2 separate regions of the Homo sapiens genome follow, and region 1 is linked to region 2. Evidence: chromatin loops called from intact Hi-C (ENCODE). Cell type or tissue: mesothelial cell of epicardium. All regions are shown on one strand. Links, peaks and the distances in the headings refer to the core of each region. The heading gives the core; the rest is flanking DNA. Region 1 holds the start of LOC105370313 (a long non-coding RNA gene). Region 2 overlaps LINC00379 (long intergenic non-protein coding RNA 379).

The links. Hi-C counts contacts between places; a loop is a spot of excess contacts. Peaks named below come from ENCODE experiments on the same cell type or tissue, not always from the same donor. Only the 100,000 strongest peaks of a DNase experiment are listed, where the experiment ranks them.
Region 1: a loop joins it to region 2, with 13 times the contacts of the local background. A loop is called at or near these places in 5 of 110 quality-filtered maps.

Annotation. Positions count from the first base shown.
Region 1 is chr13:91,236,718-91,245,845 of GRCh38, forward strand. LOC105370313 (a long non-coding RNA gene) reads left to right here and starts at 4,924. Exons shown (of 3, transcript XR_931641.2): 1 at 4,924-4,994; 2 at 6,750-6,823. In mesothelial cell of epicardium, for the core only: no CTCF peak of the experiment used is centred there; no DNase peak of the experiment used is centred there.
Region 2 is chr13:91,171,667-91,180,794 of GRCh38, forward strand. All of the region lies in intron 2 of LINC00379 (long intergenic non-protein coding RNA 379), which reads right to left. Among named protein-coding and RNA genes, the nearest start is that of LINC00379, 35 kb to the right of the region's middle. In mesothelial cell of epicardium, for the core only: no CTCF peak of the experiment used is centred there; a DNase peak (open chromatin) is centred at 3,545.

The DNA.
Region 1 (9,128 bases), core at 2,674-7,673, 66 kb after region 2:
TCGCCAGAGCTCAACTATTGGAGCATGAGTGGGTCAATGACCTGAAAGTCCAGGTTCCGGATGTTCCATTCACTTACACAGGCTATAGAGGTGGTGTACTCAGGGGGAGAACCAGGCTTTTGGTAAGGCCAAGAAACTACAGAGGCTTAGGAAGGACAAAATTCTTAGAGAGTTCATGAGCAAGTTAGGAAGAAAAAAATGAGAGTTTTCTTGGAAGCAGATTGTAGAAATATGGAGAAGCTTACATTTTAACCAGAGAGGGAAGGGACCTGGAATACATGGAGTGGTGGCTGGAGTTTTAACACTTCCTAAATTCTTGGAGAATTTAACTGTAGCTTGGAAGGCTGTGATAAGTGTATCCTTTTCCTTATGCTCCGTGGCAGTGTTGGCAAACTATATTTGCAGGCCAAATCCTATCCACGGCCTGTTTTTGTAAATAAAGTTTTATTGGAACACAACCACGCTCCTTCATTTACATAATGTCTATGAATGCTTTCACACTATAAGGGCCAAGTTGAATAGTTGTGACAAAGATTGTATGGCCCACAAAACTGGAAATGTTTATTATCTGCTACTTCATAGAAAAAGTTTGCTGATTTCCAATCTATGGATCTGTAAGGTAGGTGCCATGACTACAGAAATCAAGTATGAGCCTCGTGGTTTGAGACACAGAGTGGGTGGCTCCTGTGGTCTTTAAATAAAAGTTTTTGAACCTTTAGAGGAAGATTATGCAAGCTCTCACATAACATAGACATATAACGTGATAACATTGAATAGTTTGAGAGCACTTGTTTTCAGGTAATGCTTGATGTTCCTCAGCACCTGTAGAGGAAGAAAGTATTCAGGTTATTCCTTGGAGCGAGACTCCCCAGCCATTGTTCTCAACAATCATTGCATGGAAGCTCAGTTGCCATGATCGTCAATTCATTCCTCTTGGAGCTTAGTAGAAAATGTTAGCCTTCTATGTCTTGATCAACAAGAAAATCTCACAGCAAATTTCCCTGGCATCCAATGCATTTCAGCTGTTTTAACTCATATACACAAAGTAATTGCCCAAAATCAAAACACCCTGCCCATGTGACTGAGCTGGTATGAGGCTTCCACTCTAATGTGGGAGGATCTAAAAAGCGGAAGTTTAAGTGTAGGTTTAGATTGGGGTCATACACTCAAAAATTACAAACACTGGACAGGACTATAGATTTACAACATGAAACAGATGTTAGACGATAGGGTTGAGCGGGGATTGTGGTGCACCAAAGAATGCTTACCCTATCTAAACAGAGGGATTGCTACTCAAATCTAGTTTTGTGACCATGCAAGAATAAAAATTTGTTCACATAAACTCATTATTCAAGGACGGTCATAAAATTATATTTTAATGTTAAATTTCTGCATTTTTTAAGCACATTCATTGCCAAACAAACCCTATTTTGGATTGCCAATCAAAACCTTTCAACTCTAGCCCCATAACTGCTCATTGTTACCACATTTCTAGAAGAAAGAAGTGAAAGAAGCTCCTTTGCTTGTTCTTGTGCAGAACTGAAATCTGATTCTCAAAAGCAATCTGTTGCACGCATGTGTAGTTATGTTTTTAGCTCACTGGGAAACTACAAAGGGGTTAGGATTGCAAATCCCAGTCCAGAGTTAAAATTCCTTTTCACAGCTTTCTTCCTGGGCTGCTGAACTCCACTAGACATTAGTCCTGCCTCTATACTGATAGTCTGAGAAAGAAAATGCCAGCTGGTGTCCAGCATTCTCAAATCCTTGGAGCTCCACTGCTGCCACATTTTCAAAAGAAATGTAGAGAAAAAAGACCAGCCAAATTCTTCAGCATGGTATTCAAGTTCCTCCATAATCTGACTTCAATAAACCTTTCCAACATATCCTCAGTTCTTCCGTATTCCATTCAATTAGGATGCCTACCATTCCCAAAATATGTTATGCATTATAATTTCTATATCAGCCCCTTTTTACCTATCTGAATCAAGTACTTTATGTCATTTTGTGACCTCTTCCACTGTGTTGTCCATTTCCTCTTCTTTTGTACTTACTGATAATGTTGTTTTTAATTTTTTCCTGAGTAATATTTGATTTCTTCATCTAGCATGTTAGTCTGTGTCCTCCAAGATAATATGTCAAGACAAGATTAAGCAAGTGAGGATTTTTACTGGGGAAAATGTGCCTGCACAGGAAAATAAGGGGCAAGCCAGGGGAGGCTGGAAGAACTATTCACATACAATGCAAGTCTGATCCCGAAGGAAGAAGAGTGGGAAGGAAGCTTGGGTGGAATCATCTTAGACTGTGATGCAGTCAGAGGAAGGTCCAGTAATATTCATGGAGAGTCCGTAATCCAAATTGGGCTATCTTAGGAGTCTCATGTTTTCTGGGAATAAGCTGTTTTAGTATCTCAACTGTACTCAGTTATCGGCTGAGAACAGTCACTAGGAAGTGTAGAGAATTTAAGTGTAGCTTGGAAGGCTGTGATAAGTGTATCATTTTCCTTATGCACAGTGCAAATGTGGCAATGATGGCCTTCAAAGCACAACAGCAGAGGTCCTTGGTCAGTAATATGGTTTGGCTTTGTGTCCCCACCCAAATCTTACCTCAAGTTGTAATCCCCATAATCCCCATGTGTCAAGGGTGGGACTAGATGGAGATAATAGGATCATGGAGGCAGTTTCCTCCATGCTGTTCTCGTGATAGTGAGTTCTCATGAGACCTAATGGTTTTATAAGCGTCTGGCATTTCCCCTGTTTGCATTCACTCCTTCCTGCCGCCCTGCGAAGAAGAAGCCTGCTTTTCCTTTGCTTTCCACCATGATTGTAAGTTTCCTGAGGCCTCCCCTGGAATGTGGAACTGTGAGTCAATTAAACATCTTTCCTTTATATATTACCTAGTCTCGGGTATTTCTTCGTAGCAGTGAGAGAATGGACTAACACAGTCAGTCATACTCAATACCCCCAGAGTTGGGGAACTGAGAGGTACGTTCTCATAACTGCCATTAAGGAGGAATAACCTCCTTATAGATGGAAATCGTGTCTAATATTCTTTTTTTCTTCCATAGCAAACTGCAAAGTGCCACATTCAAGGACATACATACATAAATTCATACATACACAGCTACAAATAAATAGATCACAAGGTAATAAATAAGCATTTAGTTTTACTTTCAACTTGCTCTTTTTTTTTAATATGCTCTTTTTTAAAGAATAGAGTTCTACAAGTGTGGCTATGTTGCCTCTACTAAGAAAACTACTTTACTCATCTTATTTCACTTCATTTTCCTAAATTCCTGCATTTCTTTATTTGTATTTGAGAAATCCATAAACAAAACACATAAATTACCACTATAGGGCCAAAAAGCTGCCTTAATGGCTTGAAACAATAATTTCATATCTCTAACATGCAATGGACCATTATATACTCTCAAGGAGTCATAGAAACAAAAAGGAGACTAGAGTTTATCTGAGATATTTCACTAAAGTACACACCATCGTTTGAACTTGCATAATATTGTAAGTGTTCCTTATTTTTGTATATTTTGTGTCCCTTACTTTTTGCTTAATCTACATGTAGAGGTCATGACAGTATCACTTAGATTCTTACTGCATACTTCCCACACTTTCATTAAACTAATTATCTCAAAATATAATTAGCTAATTACTGAGAAAGGTAGATAATGATAGTGAGTGGAATGTAAGATAAGCATTAATGAACAACAGGATCCAAATATTCCAGTCAGGGAGAAGACATTCAGAGTTGGCAGAGAGACAAGGAATATTCAATAACCTTTTGATCAGTTGCACTTGAATCAGAACTAACAATGCTACCCTGTGTTACTGCAACTGGGTAGGAATCCAAGTCCTCAATTTTTTAAATCCTAACAAAGCTCCTTTACATTTCAGTGATACTGAATGATGTACTAAATTATCCTAGTGCAGACCGGTTGCAATTTGTCAACTGGACTTTTCAGTCTTTCTCATTTATATTTATTTATTTATTTATTTATTTTGCTTTTTTAGAAAGTATTATGTGAAAAAGATTTGTTGTCATTTGTAGCCAGTGTCAAAGCAACATAATTTATTATAATGAAGTTCAACATGTTTCTGAAGGGCCAACATTCCAAACTTTAAATTGTTCACAAGATGGTAAGGGCATATTTGTTTAAAATGAAAAAGATCAGGTTGAAAATCGATTTTTAATTAACTGGATCTGGATCAGAGAACTTTGCAAATGAAAATACAGTAGGGCATCTAATCAGATAGGTTATTTACCCAGAATAATTGAATCCACGCTACAGCAAAGTCCTTAAAATGTGGCTTTGCTGCAATATATTTTAGTTCTCTGAGTGTGTTCAACTGTCTACAGCATGGAACTAATGTAACATGTAGCATGGATAAAATCCCTGCATGAATCATCAGTCTCATCTGGAGAAAAGCCATGCCAAGAGCAAGACCAGCCATGACATCTCACTTTTCTGTAATAATTGGATTGGTATTTGGAGTAGCATAACCTCAAAACTCTCCACACAATGTGTTTATCATACAACTTTGGAGCAATTCACTTGCCTAAATTCCCCATTAGAGTGTGGGCTCCTTTTGAGGAGAGATTTATCCCCTGACTAATACCTAATAGGCCCTCAGTAAATGTTCATGATTTAATCTGTAAACAGTGCAGAACACTAAGACCAATTTAGTTCAATATATTATTTATTTATGCTGTACAAGGCATAGAGCTGGCGACAAATAAAAGGGAAACCATGGATATCGTCTGGGAATGTATAATCTTCTTGGAAAATAAGACAGGCACCCATGAAACATTTACAACCAAATAAGGTGGTTTGTAAACTTTATGTTTTAATGAGTGATACAAACAGTGAATGCTGGCAGAATTCAGAGAAAGAAGAAATCTGTGTTGGTAGAGTGACAGGCAAGCATAAACACCATCATTAGAAAGGCAAAGGAGAAAAGAGGGCATCCACTGGGTGGAATAAGGTAAGTCTGACACATTCACAGGACAGATGGGAAATGGGGCTGCCTGGAGTGGATGATTCACAATGAGGAGTAAAGACAGCAAAGGTGGAGGGGTAAGGCTAGAAATAAATGAGAAAAGCCTTGAAGCCATTGTGAGAAGTATGAATAGTGTAATGGAGAAAAACACTGAGCTAAATCAGGAGATCTTGTTCTAGGCCTTCCTTTGGCCCTGTTTGCTGCTCTAACAAGTGCACTGCATTGACTTCAGTTTCCTCATACATGAATCGAGACAGACCAAAAGACTCAAAGTTCTAGGCAAGATAGAGTCCTGGGCAGAGAAGGTACGAGCAAGGAAATGCCACGAGGAGTGAAAGGTTTGGGTAAGACCAGTCTGATGCACAGAAATGGCCTGGGTAATGGCCAAGGAAGTGTTTGCAACAGCAAACCAATTACCAGAAGACAAAGTTTTAATATAAGGAGCAAGTAGAAGAAATGGAAATGTAAGAAATATTTGAAGGCATCATTAATCAGACTCAATGACTTGTAGAAGGACTGACTTAAAAATAATGGCATTGCTCTGGCGCGGTGGCTCACGCCTGTAATCCCAGCACTCTGGGAGGCTCAGGCGGGTGGATTACGAGGTTAGGAGATTGAGACCATCCTGGCTAACACAGCGAAACCCCGTCTCTACTAAAAAAAAAAAATAGCCAGGCGTGGTGGCGGGTGTCTGTAGTCCCAGCTACTCAGGAGGCTGAGGCAGTAGAATGGCGTGAACCCGGGAGGCCGAGCTTGCAGTGAGCCGAGATCGCGCCACTGCACTCCAGCCTGGGCAACAGAGCAAGACTCCATCTCAAAAACAAGAACAACAGCAACAAAAATAATGGCATTGCTTTGAACCTAGGTGACTAAATATTAGAGTCTAATTAGAAAAAAATATATATTAAGGGCAAAGCCAGTGTGAAATGCAACCACACAAGTTTGCTTTGGCTCTATCCACCCTAAATACCTTCCCTCCACTGTAAGAACCACCTTTTAGTTTCAGCCTTAGGTTCCACAGCAAGAACCTCTGGAGTGTGAACTTGCTGAGGATCCTTAATAGCCACTCCTATTTCCCCATGGCTCATGTGTGGGTTTCCAACACACCACCTCCTCCTGTGTTCCTCACATCTGGGCTTTCTTCCAGATCTGTTCAGCTTCCCATACCAGTTGCTCTTTTGAGGCTTTTCTGCTATTTTAGATCTCCATTCTCAAGTGAATGAAATCTGACTGAAAATGAATGCTTTCTCAAGAAAATTACTATGGTTTTGTTGCAGGATGGGCAAGCCCAAGTTGGGGCTTAGCCAGGGAGGGTTTTTGGCTTTACCCAGGAACGAATTCAAGGGTAAGCCAGTGGTGTTAGAGAGCACTTTTTCACTGAATGGTACTGCCCCTTGTAGAGCAGGGCTAACTCGGAGGCAGTGCGCCCAGAGTTGGCCACATATGGGCTCTTGGTAACCGCATTTATAGTCACGTAAATCCACTTCCAATTGCATGCAAATTAAGGGGTAGGTTGATACAAATTGAGGAGTGGGTTATTTAGAACTTTCTAGAAATGGGGTGGTAATGCCAAGGTTGTTGCCATGAAAAGGGGTGGTAACTCCAGGTCATTGCCATGACACTTGTAAACTGTCATGGTGCTGATAGGAGTGTCTTATGCTAATGAGCAATGAGCACCTTGGGATCTCTTTTTTCATCATCTGCTGGTTCCTGACAGTTTCTTCATTTCATCCTGTCTAGACCAGATCCTGTTTTGGTCAGCAGAATTCTGACCAGAAAACAAGTGCTGCTGGTCTCCTACCTCCATTTGATAAGTAAGTAGGAATACTGGGTACTTGATCATCACAACAATCTTTGAGATATTGTATTATGCTTCTCTTGCTGCGTGGTAAATTACCACAATTGTAGTGACTTGAAGCCATGGCCATTTATTAGCTCACAGTTCTGTGGGTCAGAAGTCTGTGACTGAGTTCTCTATTCAGGTTCTTACAAGACTGAAATTGAGGTGTTGGCCAAATGGAGTTGTTATCTGGAAGCTTTGGGGAAAATTCCACTTCTAAGCTATTCAGGATAGTGGAAGAATTCAGCTACTTGTGGCGGTGGGATTGATGTCCACGTTTCCTTGATGGTTGTCAGCCGAGGGTTTTCTAGCTCCTAGAGGCCACCCAGGGCCATTGTGTGGTCCTTGAGGCCACATACATTTTTGTCAATCGGGCTGGTATGCGGTGGTGTGATCATAGTTCACTGCTGCCTTGCATTCCTGGGCTCAAGTGATCCTCCTGCCTCAGCCTCACAAGTAGCTGGGGCCACAGGCGTGTGCCACTGCACCCAGCTAATTTTTAATTTTTTTTGTAGAGACAGGATCTTGCCATGTTGTCCAGGCTGGTCTCAAACTCCTGGGCTCAAGCAATCCTCCTACTCAGCCTCCTGAAGTACTAGGATTATAGGTGTGAGCCACCGCACCTGGCCTATCTTCCTTTTTAAAGGTCAACTGTACCATAGAACATAATATAATTACAGACCGAAATCTTCGTATTCACAAATCCAGGGGCTATACAGGCTACATGCACCAGAGGGCAGAGAACATTGAGGGCCATCTCAGAATTTTGCCTAGCACCGGCATATGATGGAGGAGACCCAAAGCTGTCCTAGACATTTTCAGATATTTCATTCAAAGGCTGATATTTCCATGATGTTTATTAATGAGTAATTTAATTTAGTATTTAAGAGCATGAGATCTGGGGTCTGCCTCCCCAGAGGCATTTTGCCTCTGTCACTCATCCGATATGTGGTCCTAATCAAGATCCTTATAGCCTTCCCAAATTTGGTTTTTCACATCATCAAGATATGGAGATAAATAATACTTGGTTTATATATATGTTATAAAGATGAAATGAAATAATTCATGTAAAGCTTTAACACAAATTCCTGGTTCTCAGATGGTCGACTGGCTCATAAATGGTGGCCTTTTCTTTTTCTCTTTTTCTAAATGAGACTCGGAGATATTACTTTTTCCAAAACTGCACAACCACTAAGCGGAGGACCTGAGAATCAATTCCTAAATCTCTCTGGCTTCAGAACCTACCCTTAGGCTGCCAGGCTACTCAAGGTTTCTTCATAGCCTCCTGCAATAACTCAGAAACATTACATCTTTATTGATTCATCAATTAACATAGAAGGCATCAAAAACAGCTTTGATGTACTCCCAGCTTCAAATATACCAGTTTTTCTGCATCTGACTTTTATACCCTTACAGCTCCTCCTTGCACATGGGGTGAACTATCTAAGGCAACCACTTCACCTGTACGGGTTCATAGCTCTTCTCACCAAATAAAGGAGCACTCCTGTAATTATCCCCTCTTTTCTGCACCTTTAATCATTCCCACACTTGAGGATCACTTCCTTTAGCATACACACACACTGATATAGCTCCTACCTTCAAAGCAAAAGCCTCCCTCTCCCTGTGTCTGCTTCAGAAAGTTAAAACCTCTACTTCTTATCTGTCTCAATAAACAGCAGCTCCATTTTTCCAGTTGCCTTCACCAAAAACCTGGAGTTATCTTTAATGCCTCCCTTTCCCTCATACTCCACATTTATCAGCAAATTCTGACAGCTCCAACTCAAATATAAACCAAATCTGGCTATGCCCACTACCGCCATCACCACCACCTCAGTACAAGGACCTCCCATAGCCAGTGAAATCCAAAGTTATTGTCAGGTTTTACAAGGTTCTTCATTATCTGACACCAGGTTTCCTCTCCAGCCATATCTCCAACCACACTCTGCTGCTCTTGTTCATGCACTCCAGCCTCACGCCTGTTCCTGGAAAACACCAAGCAAACTTCTGCTTCCATGCCCTTCACATTAACTGCCCTCTGAAGGAGATGTCCTTCCACAAACACACACAGATACCCTTCCCCTCATCCACTTCATTCAGATTCTGCCTCAATTGTATCTCCTTGGAAAGGCCTTCATCACTTTTATTTATTTATTCATTTATTTATTTTTGGTAGGATCTCACGCCGTCACCCAGGCTGGAGTGCAATAGCACAATCTTAGCTCACAGCACCCTCCAACTCCTGGGCTCAAGTGATCCTTCCACTTCAACCTCCAGAGTAG
Region 2 (9,128 bases), core at 1,338-6,337:
CTGAAAATGTGGGGCTTACAATTCAAGATGAGATTTGGATGGGGACACAGAGCCAAACAATATCAATGCCGGAACATGAAATTAGCAGAAATCTAGATACCAAATTAACTTCAAGGAGTAGAGTCACCCTACTGACCTGCAACTATCCTCTGAGCAAGGAACCATCTTCTATATTCTTTAAGACTGTCTCTTGAAGTTTAGTTTTATCCCAAATAATATGCCCTATACAGCCTAGATATCCACATTTGTCAGTTAGTTAATTAACTTTATACTAATTTATTAATTAAAAACAGCTTTGAATATTCAATACCTTGCCATTCTGGACCAAAAATAAGCAAATTTCATTTGTACCTGTTAAACAAACTTACGTGAGCTGTGCTTTCCCAGTGATATATTTTCCTTGAGGCTGTTCCCTTCATCTGAATGACATCCTTGAACATCTGCAGTTGTTCCAAGTTATCATAATTATAAGTTTTGAGAGGAAAGCGTATATGGCAAAGCAATTTCTTATTTCGGTTGGAATTATAAGTGAGCTAGAATAGACCAGAATTTTAAAAATAATAATAAGGAGGTCCTTGCCCTTTGAAATATTAAAATGCTTTCGAAAAACTACAATCGTTTTTTAAAGGGAGATACTGGCCAGAGAACAGACAGATAACAAGATGAGACAGAATACACACACATATACACGCACACACACACACATATACACACACATATATATACACATACACACACATTTATACACAGATATACACACATACCCATATACACATACATATATGCACACATAAACACATATACACATATATATACACACACATATATAAGCACATATATACACACACAAATTTTATATATATACACACATACATGTATGTATATATGTATAGGTTAAGGCAGCATCTCAGATCAAGAAAAAAGATTAGGGGTTAATGGTGCTGGAATAACTAGTTCTCCATTTGGAAAAAGCAGCAAAAACCAATCTCTACCTCATTTGATATAGCAAAATTATTTCCAGACCAAAAAATGGCTTACATGAAAAAAATAAATAAATATCAGAGCATTTATCACAGGAAAGTGATGAAAATTTGGAAAATGTATACAGAAGATATCCATGTCTTTAAGACACCTAAAGTTCTTACAAGTTATTTAGAAAAAGAGGTACCAATAGAAACATAAATAAAGGATTAGAATAATCACATCATAGCATAATCAGTTAAAATCGACGGTGGGCATATAAAGATTTCAGCTTCAGTAGCAATTCAAAATTTCAACTCAAAACGAAAATGAGAGGTTATATGTCAACTATCAGATTGGTAAGAAAACACATTGCAATAGCAGGGCAACTTGCAGATTGGAAAAGTGAATGCAAATTAAGGTTTATGGAACTCCCCTCCCACTGGGACCACCTATGCCACGACAGCAGCATGTCTTCTACAGACCTACAGAATCTCTAAGTCTCCCCAGTGTTCTAAATCTTGGGGCTTAGATGTACCTTTAATTCACACCTACAGTTACCTATTATTTTTGCTATTCCTACCTGGGATTCTAGGTCCTTCCTGTTGCTCATTACTTCAAATATGATTAGGCACATAAGATGTTAGAGAAATATCGCCCACTGTCAAATAATGACTTCCTTTCTGCTAGAATTAAATCACAACTCCATAAACCAGGTTTCTTGGCTAATTGGGAAAAGAAGGCTTAAGGAGTCGGGATGCAGTTGGGATGAATTGCAGGCCCACACGAGAATATCATTGGTAATTAGGTCACCTCTGCTTAAGTATCCTTCTCCTTACTTTATCCCCTCTTCGGATCATCTGCCTGCAAGACAGACCTTGCTTCTTTTCACAACGCCTTTCACATAAGACTGCATTTGTACCATTTGCCATTTTCTCAGGATAAGCAAATCAATCAAACTTATCCCTATTAATGAGGTAGTGGGTGTATCTATTAACTCTATTCTTAATCTAAACAGGCGGTTCTAATGGTGGCACTTGCTGACGCCACAGCATGGGTGCTCGGCCCTGGAAGCAGATTCAATCACCTGAGGATGACACCAAAACCAATTTCTTTTTTTTTTTTTTTTTTTTTTTTTTTGAGACAGAGTCTCGCTCTGTCGCCCGGGCTGGAGTGCAGTGGCGCGATCTCGGCTCACTGCAAGCTCCGCCTCCCGGGTTCACACCATTCTCCTGCCTCAGCCTCCTCAGTAGCTGGGACTACAGGCGCCCGCCACCACGCCTGGCTAATTTTTTTTTTTTTTTAATTTTTATTTTTAGTAGAGACGGGGTTTCACCGTGTTAGCCAGGATGGTCTCAATCTCCTGACCTCATGATCCGCCCGCCTCAGCCTCCCAAAGTGCTGGGATTACAGGCGTGAGACACCGCGCCCGGCCACCAAATCCAATTTCTAGCCAGCAAAAACTATTAATTCAGAATATCTGGCACTGGGGCTTGGGCACACTTCGTTGTTCGTTTGCTTTGGTTTGAATGCTTCGAAGGTGATTCTGATGTTAATGTGCAGCAAAGCTGGCAAATCAATCCCTAGGGCAGTGGCTCTCAAAATGTGGTCTCCAAATCAGCGGCATCGGGATCACCTGGGAACTTGTTAGAAATGCAGATTCTCAGGGTCCACCCCAAGCCTACTGAATCAGGATTCCAAAGGTGAGGCCCAGGACTGCTTTAGCAATGCCTCCAGGATATTCTGACGCGAATGCTCAAGTTTGAGAACCACTGCAAGAGGACAGTCATTCCACGATATTTTGTGAGTCTTTCCTGTGCCCAGGCACTCTGTCTATAAAGATAAATTGGAAGTGAGCTTCTAATTTGGCATGGTATCATCGGGAAAGAATAACAACGTACTATAATAGTCCAGAGGAAGAAAGGATTAAGCCTCACTGTGGGAAGGCTTTCCACACAGCCCTTTCAGCAGCCTCTCAAATTATTACGCTGCTTTAGGATTTGACGGTGACCATGGACAACGCAACGTCAGGTGGGCTTTTACAGACTATAGACTGGCGATCTTAAACCCCAAATGTCCCGTTTACTTTCCATCTTCTGATGACAATGATCTGATGAGAGTTACACATCGTGAGCCCAAGAACAGGAGGTGTTATGGCAAGCGGCATTGCCTTCTGTTCCGAAGCCACTCATCAGCTCCACCCCACCCCATCCCCAGTGTCTTTCCAAAGTGGCTCAGTCAAGTTTTGCCGAAATTAAAGGCTCTGGCTTCACTCCCTGAAGCACAGCATTGAGCTGGCGGCCAGGGCCAAACCTAAGCTAGAGTCCGACAGAGCCGCCCAGTCACCCCACCCACTCATAGCCCCTTCCCGGGAACCCCCGGTGTGCACTGTCCCTCGCCGGCCCCGGGCGCCTTGACAAGGGAGACCAGCTCCTCCGGCACAACCCGGAAGGAAGGGTAAAGGGCCAGCAAGAAGGGAGAAGAAGCGAAAGGGCCGATCTTCTGTTGTTTTCCACGTCCGGTGGACGGCGCCTCTCCTCGGGCGCTTGCCCCGGTGCCCGCGGGCCTGGGAGCGCCTCTATGTCCGCCGCTGGGCGCGTCCTCCGCGAGCGCGCAGTGCCCAGCCCCGAGGGGACGCTGGGACTGCCCTCCGCCCAGGAACGGACAATCTGCGTTCACAACTGAGTCTGGGGCCTCCCAGACTCCCACGGGGAAACGGCGAGCCCGGCATTGGTGGTCCCCGCTGGCCGGATCTCACCCAGCTCAGCGCAATCTTGTGCGCCGGGAGCCGCGGGCCCAAGCGAAAGGGACGCGCTAGCCCAGGAAGGAGGGCGGGGCGCAGGGGTGCAGGCACCTCTGGGCTTCCTTTCCCCTTTATTTCTTATCCCATTCCCTCTCCTCTTCCTTCTCCCCTTCGATCCTTCCATCCTTCCCACTCTTCTCGATCTTTCTGCAGCTCTCCTCCCAGATGCTCCCTGAAACAGTGGGAGGAGGAGCCACCGCCCTGCCGCCCTTTTGACTTTGAACATTCCTGATGGCCCCTTCCAAACTGGGTTGGAAAAGAAAAATCAAAGGATCGGGCTTCTAGAAAGAGTCATACCCCATTCACTCCCACACATGCACACCTGGAAACAGTAGTCCAAGAGAAACATCAACCCTGGGCGAAATTTTCAAGTGATTACATCATTGCCCTTCTGAGATCGCGCACACACACCGCCAAGCAGGCATGCGCACATCCATGTGCTCACCCTCTGCGGGACCCAGCCGCTCCCCACAGATGGCATTTTATGTGCTATGTCTTTCCATATATATATATATATATATATATATATATATACACATACATACATATATTTATTTATTATACTTTAAGTTCTACGGTACATGTGCACAACGTGCAGGTTTGTTACATATGTATACATGTGCTATGTTGGTGTGCTGCACCCATTAACTCGTCATTTACATTAGGTATATCTCCTAATGCTATCCCTCCCCTGAGAAATGAACAATGAAGACATATGTGCTATGTCTTTCTGCATCAAATGGATACTCTCCTGTCTCGTTTTCTCCAGGGCCTGCCAGGTGACTGGGATATATCCGCTCCACCTCCACTTAGCCTAAGCCTGCCCTTGTCTCTCCCTCTTCTCCCACCAAATCTCCCCCCTTACCCTGTCCTTCATTTTTGGATATATTCATTAAAAACAAGTAAAAGGAGTCCACAAACTTCTCGTAGTTATTTTATACTAAAAATTCTCTTCTCTTTAGGTCTCAGTGTGCTAATAAACATAGAGCCTCCAGATATACTCTATTAATCCCACTATTTCTCCCGAGGACCCTTTGACTTTGAGATCTTGCTGGCAGGGGGCACCTGTGTGTTGAAAGGGATCAGACTAGACCCTGGAGTAATAGAAGTTAAACTTCTATACCCATAACTTAAAAACATGTCTTAGCTTATCAGGTATTGCCCAGCACACAGCATAGGGTATCCCTGAAAGGGTACTTAGTAGATATCTTTTGTAGGAAGGAGGGGTTCTAGAGCAAGGTAGAGAGCAATGGTATTCCGTCCTGACTGCACATAATATTCACCAGGGAGCCATGTAGGGGTGTGTGTGTGTGTATGTGTGTGTGTGTGCGCGCGCGCACATGAGCGCAAGTGTACACACAGCACCAGGGATAGGACCTGGATATATATTAATCATTTAAAAATATAAAAACCATTCTTATGCTCTGGGATGAAGCCTGGACATAATTTGGGGAGTTTTGTTTTGCTTTTTTTTTTAATTCCTTTGGTGATTCTAAGATACCGTTATGATTAAGAAGCGCTGCTAAAAGCCTTCTCAAAACACAGTTCCAAGACCAGCAGTATCGTCATAACCTGGAAGCTGGTGAGAAACGCAGATTCTCAGGTCACACCCCAGACAGACTGAATCAGGAACTCTGGAGGTGAGGCCCAGTGATCTGTGTTTCAACAAGCCCTCCAGATGATTCTGATGCACACTAAAGTTTGACAACCAATGAGGGTTGTCTGGTCTACACCATGCTATATCATCCACAGAGCTAAAATAATGTGCATATTTTAAAAGAACTATATATAAGCAGCAAACAGATAAGGCTATGCCCACAAAGCCTAAAATATTTACTAGATGGCCCCTTACAGAAAAAAAGATTCCATTCTACACTAGAGGGTCATATGGTGGAGGACCCTGTTATCCTACCAGACAATGGCAGTATGAGAGTACTTAGAAGTTTTGTGAATTAGTAAGAGACAGGAGAATGTAGGGAAAGAGAATAGGAAGGTGTCAAGAGTAGAGAGAGGGAAAGATATTTTTTCTTATTCATATAAAACCAGGCACTTGCTTAAGGGATTTGCTAAAATCACTGGAGGTCAAAGCAAGATTGCCCTCTTTTCTGTAGATGTGCATAATTTATAAGCATCAAGCAAACAAGTATGGAGGATCTGTCTTTCATATGGCATATGTGAGCCACAGCAGTCTTCCAGGTAGAAGCTGAAGCAGGCTAGTTCCATTTTTAGTCCACTTCCCTCAGCCCTACCTCTACCCGAAGCTGTTTGTGTGTAGGTTTGCTTTCCCTAGGAGCCCTTCAGTGCCTCGAAGACAGAAAATAGAAGCTTAATTTTTGTGGTAGGTTGAGCCTGAAGCAGAGTGACAGGCACAGAGTAGGTGCTTAGATATGTACATTTCAATCAATGTTTGTTTAAAAATTCCCATGCATGGTTCTTTGTAGGAAACAGTGCCAATTCTTCACATATGTGCTAGGTTAGATATCTGGGGAAACTACACCAACTGTCAGATAAGGAGGAGGCTAAAAAATATGTAATAAAGGCTATGAGGCATCCAAAATAGCGAACATTATATTTTACTAATTGTTAAAAGAAATAATGCCCATCTTTGATACAACAGGGCAACCATTCATAAACTGGGATCAATCTTTATCCACTCAAAATAAAGTTGGAAAAGCTTATTGCTGGTTAATGTTAGTGCTATTTGTTCACCTAATAATGGGTCAGCTACCTGCTCATCATTCTTAGTAAGGTATGCAAACTAAATGTATACATGTGGATTTCCATTTTAAAAACTAGACTTACAGCATCCATTTTGATTGAATGATACTATTTCCAGGCCTGGATCCCAGCCATTACTAATACTACTTGGCTGTGGTGGGGCTAAATGAATTCTATTAAAAGAGAAAATCCTACGTAACAGATATGTTCACAAGTTGCTCTCCATTTAGCATTCAATCTGTTTAAAAATATGTGATTCTTTTAATCCAGAATTAATGGAAAATTACAGCATTTCAGTACTGTATTGTGTGCTTTAATAAACAAAATTTTTTGCCAAAAACCTCATATTGTAATTTTTGGAAAAGGCAATCATTTGGGGCTTGGGTAGTCTCTCTCTGACAATGAAAAACAAATGTTATTGATTCACAAACAAATATTTGTTTCCTCAAACTTATTCCTATCTCATGTTTCAAGGCCACTTCAAGTCATTCAGACACCTCACTTGCCATTAAATTAAGAACAGATGTAGCAACACCAGCGTAATCTACTAGAGTGAAACCTTGTGTACTAGTCAGCTCGAGTTGCTATAACTAAATACCATAGATTGGGTGGTTTAAACAATAGAAGTTATTGTCTCACAGGTCTGCGGGCTGAATGTCCAAGATCAGGGTACCGGCATGGGCTGGTGCTGGGGAGGGCCACCTTCCTGGTTTGTGGAGGGTGACCTCCTCACTGTGTCCTCACAGATGAGAGGGACAGAGAGAAAGTCTAGGTCTTTTTTTTTTTGAGACGGAGTTTTGTTATTGTTACCCAGGCTGGAGTGCAGTGGCGCAATCTTGGCTCACTGCAACCTCCGCCTTCCAGGTTCAAGTGATTCTCCCGCCTTAGCCTTCCAAGTAGCTAGGATTACAGGTGCCCGCCACCAGGCCAAGCTAATTTTTTGCATTTTTAGTGGAGATGGGGTTTCACCCTGTTGGCCAGGCTGGTCTCACAATCCTGATCTCAGATGATCCACCCACCTCAGCCTTCCAAAGTGCTGGAATTACAGGCGTGAGCCACTGTGCCCGACCTCTAGGTCTCTTCTTATAAGAATACTAATCCAATCTAATCAGGGCTCCACCCTTATGACCTCATTCAACCTTCATTATTTTTGTGAAGGCTCTACCTCCAAATATAGCCACACTGTGGGGCCAGAGCTTCAACATACAAGTATGGGGGGGTGGGCACAATTCAGTCCACAGCACCTTGGTTTTTAAAGATGTAAAAATTCAACCTTGTTCAAGTATAGAGTACCTAGTTAAATCCAGTGGAAAGCAACTAGCCTATGAAGTCTCATTTACACACGTGATTGTAAAAACACAAAGCTGACTTGAGTCTTTAGCACAGTAATAAAAAAAATTACCAAATACCGGTATCCCTTTATGAAAACAATATGAATGTATGAAAGTATAGTTGAGGCTACCTAGGAGGTTGAGATGCTTGCAAATGCTAAAACATAACATGTTTAAAATGCCGCTAAAGTATAAAAGTTCACCAATAAACATAGCAAAGACCGTAATTTTATTAAAGTTCCACAAAACAAATACAATATAAAATTATTGCTCTAAATAATTTGATCAAGTGCTTTTGATTAAATGCTTTTTTTTCTTTGACAGAGTCTTGCTCTGTTGCCCAGGCTGGAGTGCAGTGGTGTGATCTCGGCTCACGGCAACCTTCGCCTCCAGGGTTCAAGCGATTCTCCTGCCTCAGCCTCCTGAGTAGCTGGGATCATAGGCATGCACCCCCATGCCTGGCTAATTTTTGTATATTTAGTAGAGACAGAGTGTCACCGTGTTGGCCAGGCTGATCTCAAACTCCTGGCCTCAGGTGATCCACCCGCCTCAGCCTCCCAAAGTGTTGGGACTACAAATGTGAGCCACCACGCTCGGTCTGATCAGATTCTTTTGATCAAATGCTTTTACCTATGCTAATCATGGTGTTTTGCTTCATGTTTGCACCCCATTTTCCCAAGGAAGAGGCAAATTACAAAAAAATAAAATTAAAAATGTGGCAGAAAGCAAGATGTACCTTTAAAAAAATACAGAATATGCCTCGAGGTCAATACAGATCCAGGCCTCTATTTCAAACTCTCAGTCACCATCTACTCCTAGGTATCTGTAGCCACTAGTATCACATTAATATTCCTATAGATATTAGTTTGATGAATGTTTTTAAAGGCCATGCTTTCCCCCTGTGGGTGCATATTACTAAGATAAGGGTCTTCCTAGCTGGGACATATAGCCAACTACTCCCATAATCAGGTCTACTTAGCATGTTGGGCCTTCCCTGGTTGCCTCTTGATGCTCCTGTCAACACCTACCCAGTTCCCATACTGGACTGGCTCCTTAGTATATATAGTTCAGCTGAACAGTAATGAAATTCTAGGTTGAAAGATTTCCTTGCTTTGGCCCTCCTCCTCAAAATCAACCCCAAAGGACCAGATTAAATCTATCCCCATTCAAGAAAATCAGCTATTAGAGCAGACAAGGCAGATTGATTGCATGTCCCACTTTGTGTTTCTGGAAAAATATCCAACATCCTTACAATATATTCCCCTTCAATGAAGCTAGCTTAAATTCCTTTCTCTTTTCTACAACCAAATAACTCC